2 separate regions of the Homo sapiens genome follow, and region 2 is linked to region 1. Evidence: chromatin contacts called from ENCODE Hi-C or POLR2A ChIA-PET data. All regions are on one chromosome and are shown on one strand. The core of a region is the stretch at or near the end of the contact, and the rest is flanking DNA. Distances in the headings are between cores, read along the strand shown.

Region 1 (3,320 bases), core at 614-3,113:
ATACTGTTTAACAGTTACTGAGTTAAATGTATGCCTACCTTCTGACTCAGCAATTCCACTACTTCTCAAGAGAAATGAAAGCATCTATCTACACAAAGACTTGTACAAGAATGTTCAGAGCAGCTTCTGCACAAAGCCAAAAACTGTAAACGTTCAAATATTCATCGGGTGTATGTTTATACAATGCAACAGATGTACTAAACGACTCTCAAAAACATTGTCTCAAAAAGGAACCTAGACAGATGCAAAAGAATATGTTCCCTATTGTCCTGTATTATTCCATTTATATTATGTTCCAACCCAAAGTCAGTCTATTGTGAAGGGTGGCTGAACAGTGGGTAACTGTTAGGAAGGAAAGACAGTACTGACAGGAAAATGTCACCTGCTCTTAGAAATGCTATCTTGATCCAGGCAGTGGCCATAGGTGTATACAAATGTAAAAGGGCACTGGATCTGTAGTTTTGTTTTGTTTTGTTTTGTTTGCGATAGGCTCACTCTGTTGCCCAAGCTGGACTGCAATGGCACGATCATAGCTCGCTGTAACCTTGAAATCTTGGGCTTAAGTGATGCTCTTGTAGTTGGGACTAAAGGCGTGCACCATCACGCCCAGCTATTTGTAAATTTGGATGGGGGTTGGGGAGCAGGTCTCGAACTCCTGTCCTCAAGCAATCCTCTCACCTTGGCCTCTCAAAGTGCTGGGATACAGGCGTGAGACAGGATTCTTGAAGATCTGTGGTTCAGCCAGTATTCTTGAAAATTTGTGCATTGTACTCTGTGTAAATCTTACTATAGCAAAGTATTTAATATTAAAAGGTTAAAATAAAAAGCACTACCAATCACCTACAGAAGAAGGAACAAGATTTCTAGAACAGCCACTGACTGACTGGGTGAACGGTGGTGTCACACCATATGCTGAGGAGCACAAAGTAACACACTCTATCTCTGCTTTTTTGCTTTGAATAAAATGCAGGAGCCAGAGAAAACACTAATCAAGCCACTCCCTGCTGAAAATTCATTGCTGGAATTACGGAACCTAGATTGTTCAGAGGCCCTGACGTCTGAGCCAGGCGCTGAGCTCAGTGCCTTTACACTCATTACTTCATAACCTTAACAAGCCCATGAGTTAAGACCAAACCTGCCTTTGGATTGGGAAACCCAGGGTCAAAAAAGCACTTTTCTCAGGATGAGAGAAAGCATACTTATCAATACATCTTGTATTCATCCATGCAGGACATTACAGCGCTATGCGCCTCAAAGACACTGGGTAGATGTCTGCAGAATGGACGAGGGGAAGACACGCAAATTTCTGAATGACTGACACTCATTAGTCCTGAACCTCATGCTAAAGGCGACCTCGAGGGGAAGAGGCAGTCCTTCTATTAATACTAAGTCAGTAATAACCTCCCTACTTCTTCTTCTCTCCTTACAACACAAGGCGTTGTAAGCCCATGTGTCCAAACGAAGGGAAAGAGTAGTCATTCACTCCGCGGGGCAGCGTCTTTCAACCCCAACGGAGACCGCACGCGCAGCGCCCCACATTACGCACGCGCCCTGGCTCGGCTCCGCCCCGCCAAGTCCCGTTTCGCGACGCGCACGCGCAGCCTGGGAGCGCGACTGCGTACCTGCGCAAAGCTGGAAGCGGACGCTTTTTTCTTCTTACTGGCGCCATAGCCCCCGCCGCTGCTGCCATTGTGGGAAGGGCTGGCCGGCCTCTTCTTGCTGTTCCGGACTATTCCGGGAGTGGAAGTGGTGGCCACAATTGGAATTTGCGCCGCCATCGCACTCCGAGTCTTCCCCTGGTCCCCCCACCTTTTTCCCAGCGCGGGCCTTGGAACTTCCTTTCCGCTGTTACTTCCGTCTTGATGCTTGAAAACCCGGCCTGGACTCCAAGCTGTAGCTGGCTTCTCTCGGTGCAATCTAAAAGGCGGAGCTCGGAGTAGCCTGTGCCGTCGGGACGGGAAGATGTCAGCGGGCGTTGTCCTGCCACTCGGGCGCTCTGGGCGTGGGCCTTGGGTGGGGCACGTGCCTGGAAATCCCCATTGATAGAGGAATAGAAAATCTCCCAATCTTTTTAAGTAACTACGTTTTAAAAAATTAATGAGCGTGTTGTCTTTTCTCATATAGAAGAGTGATTACTTTTGATGTCTGTAAGCCTAAAGCTGGGGTCGTTCTCAGTAGACCGCCAAGCTACTGGCTTCTCCCTCTATCCCTCCCTGCCTTCCCACGCGGAAAAGGTTTGTATATAAATAGCGCCCAAATGGACATGAAGGGTAGAGTGGTTCTTAATCTCTCCCTTTTTTTTTTTCTTTTATTTGAGACGGAGTTTCGCTCTTGTTGTCCAGGCTGGAGTGCAATGGCGCGATCTCGGCTCACTGCAAACTCCGCCTCCCGGGTTCAAGCGATTCTCCTGCCTCAGCCTCCCGAGTAGCTGGGATCACAGGCATGTGCCACCATGCCCGGCTAATTTTGTATTTTTAGTAGAGACGGGGTTTCTCCATGTTGGTCAGGCTGGTCTCGAGCTCCCGACCTCAGGTGATCTGCCCGCCTCGGCCTCCCTAAGTGCTGGGATTACAGGCGTAAGCCACCACGCCCGGCCGGTTCTTAATCTCTTAGGATTCACAGACTCTTGAGCATGGAATCTGTGCTTCCTATCCCTGCCGCACACCCCCACCTCCCCACCACCCCATTAAATGTATACAGACACAGACAAAATTTTACAGATTTCAGGGAGGTCACAGATCTACTAAAACCTATTTAGGAACCTGAGTCCCCCTACCCGCCTTGTTCTTTGCCTCATTCTACCCTATATTTTTACAGAACCTTTGCGACATCATATAACTAAATGATTTATAATCGGATGGTTAATGTCTTTTTTGGCTCCTGCTAGAATGTAATCTGTATGAGGGAAGGGTCAGTTATGTCTTGTTAACTTATCAGTCCCCCCAATCACAGTACCTTGCAAGTCATTGGTGCATTATAAGTATTTTTAATGATGTATTTAACGAATGAACTAACTCCCTGCAGTGATTGGTGGAAGCTACTATGTTTGAATACAGGAAGTTGATGTATATGAGTCTTGATATTTGAAATAAACAGGCTGCACAATGACTTAGAGGTGAGAGAGAAGGAGCAGTTAGGGAAACTTGCAATATTGTTACTGACATATTTTTTCCTTTAGAGAAAGGAATAAGCCTACCAGTGTTGAAATGTTCTTTCCCACACCCCATCTCCATCCCTATCCTCATCTAAAGCTAGTCTTTTCCTCATTCCTTAACTCAAGGACTCACCTCCAACAAGCCAGTCACCTAAGCAAACTCTAC
Region 2 (3,320 bases), core at 482-2,981, 3.4 Mb after region 1:
GAATTTATATGAATTATTAGATGACTTTATGCAAAACAATAAATCGATTGCCATTGCTATTAATGAGTATTTTAATAGAGAAATATGAGTCAAGTCACTTAATTTTTATGTAACTAGTCTTCTCTCTAAGTTAATTTACATTTATGTTTACCATATTCTTTCAAGTACTATTTTTGAGGGGTGGTGTGTGTGTGTGTGTGTGTGTATGTGACAGGGAGAGTAGTATTCATGCTTATCCTCAGCCATTTATATTCCATCAATTCTCATTGACACCATATGTATTTCACATCATTACTTTTTTGTCTGCCTTGGTAGTTCAAAGGAATCAAATTTGTGAAAAACTCTTGTTACCTTTCCTGAAGGTTAAGATGTGAGATAATGGCAAAGATAAAATTTTAAATGCCTTCCCTACAAGAACAATAAGAGAAGAATAAACCGAGCTACTTGAAAATTTTTTTATTAGTGCATAGGGCTGGTCTGGATAGTCACCTCTGTGCCCCCATCTCTTTTCACCCATCTCTTTCTAAAAAGGTAAGGTCAGGTTTATCTGGAACTTGTCTTCTCCTTCAGACTCCATCCACAATACCACCTGGAAGAGAGCCCTGTAGAAAGCATTTATGGAAATATAGAAAATAGAGTTCAGCCCTTTCCTGGTCTGTGAAATCAAGAGACACTCAAGAGGAATTGAGATTACTGAGTTTCTGCTAATTGCTAAGGATCCTCAGGGTCAACAACCTGTCACCTTTCAATGCACAACTAACCTCCAATAAGGGTAGTGTTGAATAAATTAGTTAGGACATATGCCCAGGAGGGGAATAAGAACAGCAGAGTATCCTGTCCAGGAAGGAAGCATTTTTACCATGTTCAGCATAACCTTATAAGCGTGGTGGGAAAAGCCTTTGTTATTTGAGCCCATAAAAGTCTGTGGCCTCCTCTCTGGAAACATTACTTCCTCTACCTCTCAAATGCCAGTTTTAAAATTTTATTCCTTTGCCTACCGTGTTTCTGAAATGAACCCCCACCCCCCACCCCCAATGTTGTTGACTTTACTTCTACTTATTATTCTTTACTGACCAGGTGCCAACTCTTCTGAGAAGCCTCTGTGAACTGCTTCTCAACAGGATTAGCCACTTTATTTTTCTCACCTCCTCCCTTAATGGCATTTCCATTATTGCTGGCATTTTGCTGTAATTTAATTATTATTGTCTAGGTCTTTTGCCTCCTCTCTTCAGCATCTGCCTCTCAACATCAAACTAAGAGTTTCTTGAGGCTAAGTCTCCAATCTTTCATCTTCCCATCCTGGAAAATCTGAGCTACTGGTGTGCAGTAAAGCCAAATGTGTGCAAACAGAAGTGATGAAATTCAGAATTATTTGAATGATTTTCTTAAATCAGCAAAGAGAACAAACTTTTGCAGATGCCCTGTGTGATAAGAAGCACACTCATTCAACAAGTTTAGAACATCCATTTAATCCTGCTCTTTTCTTGCTAATATTCAAATTTCTTTAGTTGACTTGTATTTCAGGACCTTGTTGAAAAAATAACAATATTCTAGATTCTAGAGTCTAGAAAAGTAGGATCAACCTTTGACATATATCAGAATTGAGGGACTAAGTGGCTAAGTTGGCTGGACTTCCTGGGTCAACAGGGACTTCCCCAGGGGGACTTTCCCCTAAGCCAAAATGAGTCATAGCTGCAAGGTACGGGATTGAAACTTCACCCAATCAACAGGGACTTTCCCCTAAGCCAAAATGAGTCATAGCTGCAAGCGAAGGGATTAAAACTTCAACCAATGAAAGGGGACTTTCCCCTAAACCAAAATGAGTCATAGCTGCAAGCTAAGGGATTGAAATTTCAAGCAATCAAAGGGGACTTTCTTCTAAGCCAAAATGAGTCACAGCTGCAAACTAAGGCATTGAAACTTCAACCAATCATATAGGGAGTTTAAGCTCTAGCTGCAGCCTGATGTTTTTAACCAAGCAGGCCCACCAACCCACAAGCGGATAGAAAATAAGCTAATCCTACAGGACAGGAAAAGGAAAAGGGGAGGAGTCATAAGGGGACATAAGCCTAAGACACCCAAGCCAGAAACGGCAGCCATTCCGGATCCCCATGGAAGCTTTACTTTCTCTTTTGCTTTACTTTCGCTTTTGCTTTACTTCCGCTTTTGCTTTACTTTCGCTTTTGCTTTACTTTCACTTTCGCTTTAATAAATCTTGCCGCAGCACACTCTTTGGGTCTGCGCGTTTCTCTAATCGAGCTATAACATTAGCCGCTGTGGTCCAGGGCTTCATTCCTTGAAGCCCGTGAGACCATGAATCCTTCAATTGAGAAAAACCTTCAATAGGAAGACTTCTCATCTCAGAATCTTCTAGGGGAGATTGTTAAAGCTCAAGTTGTTGGGCCCAACCCTAGAGATTCTGATTCAGTAGTTTGGGGTTAGGGTCTGAGAATTTCAGGTGATGTATTCAGGTGACGCAACTGACAGTGATGCTGCCTGTCCTGGGACTGTGCGCTGAAAGCCACTGCTCTACAGTGCAATTAGCTGCAGTTTAGAGTTAGAGAAGGACATTCGAACTGTGCTTCATTTCTAGGCAGAGGCTGGAGATTTTCCTTCACAGCTCACGCTTTGGCTTGGCAATAATCTCAATCATTGTGTCATTTTGCTAGGACTCAGCAGGGGTGAGGGAGGCAAACTGCTAATATAGTGGAAAAGGGTCTGCATTTTGTTAACCTTGTGTAAGTGAAGTTCACAAAAGATTTGTCTTCTTAGGCATTCTTTTCTTGGACTTCTTCAATCAACCCCAATGCACGTGATTATAACAGAAAGGCTCCTGGTGGATCCTTTTGTAACATGTAACATCATTCTTTTAAAGCAAATAAGGGGCCATTAGACAGAGATAGTTTGTACCAGAAGCTCTTAGTTAAGCAAACTGAAACTTAACTTGGAGTCATTTCCTGTAATTGACTTACAGAAATAAAACAAAAGAACTTCAAAACAAAACAAAAGAGCTTCCACCAATAACAAACATTCAAACAGCCAATTGGTTATAAAATTAGGAGCTTTTGATCAGACCAGACCAGACCCAAATAAGACAAATGCCTAGCTACAGCCAGCCAGGAATTACTTTACTTCTGCGTTCAGCCTGTGAAAACTTGCTGGAACAAAGCTCTCTGAACCTTTTGCAATTTTGAGTGTTGCCTGATTCATGAATTGTTTGTTTCTTTGTTTTGAGACAGAGTTTCGCTCTTGTTGCCCTGACTGGAGCGCAATGGCGTGCTCTCAGCTCACTGCAACTTACGCCTCCCAGGTTCAAGCGA

What was found. A loop is a pair of places that touch in the nucleus more often than their neighbours do. ChIA-PET counts read pairs that join two places held with the same protein, here RNA polymerase II (POLR2A). Pooled maps may share reads with other maps.
Region 2: a loop to region 1 is called in a map of CD4-positive, alpha-beta memory T cell, with 29 times the contacts of the local background. The contact joins the enhancer-like site here to the promoter of INO80C in region 1. A Hi-C loop is called at or near these places in 2 of 168 maps with a recorded cell type or tissue (CD4-positive, alpha-beta memory T cell and naive thymus-derived CD4-positive, alpha-beta T cell) and 6 of 50 pooled maps. POLR2A ChIA-PET finds 5 or more read pairs at or near these places in 1 of 52 experiments (CD4-positive, alpha-beta T cell).

The regions. Positions count from the first base shown.
Region 1 is chr18:35,496,097-35,499,416 of GRCh38, forward strand. INO80C (INO80 complex subunit C) reads right to left here and starts at 1,864. Exons shown (of 5, transcript NM_194281.4): 1 at 1,623-1,864. The coding sequence starts at 1,778. RefSeq lists enhancers at 882-1,031, 1,302-1,421, 1,772-2,041.
Region 2 is chr18:38,939,265-38,942,584 of GRCh38, forward strand. No RefSeq gene overlaps it. Among named protein-coding and RNA genes, the nearest start is that of MIR924, 680 kb to the right of the region's middle. RefSeq lists enhancers at 1,125-2,324, 1,575-1,984, 2,035-2,224. Within about 2 kb of position 1,732, at least 8 of the 41 ENCODE cell types and tissues checked have a DNase peak (open chromatin) inside an H3K27ac peak, as active enhancers do; they include CD4-positive, alpha-beta T cell, where a contact is called at or near this core.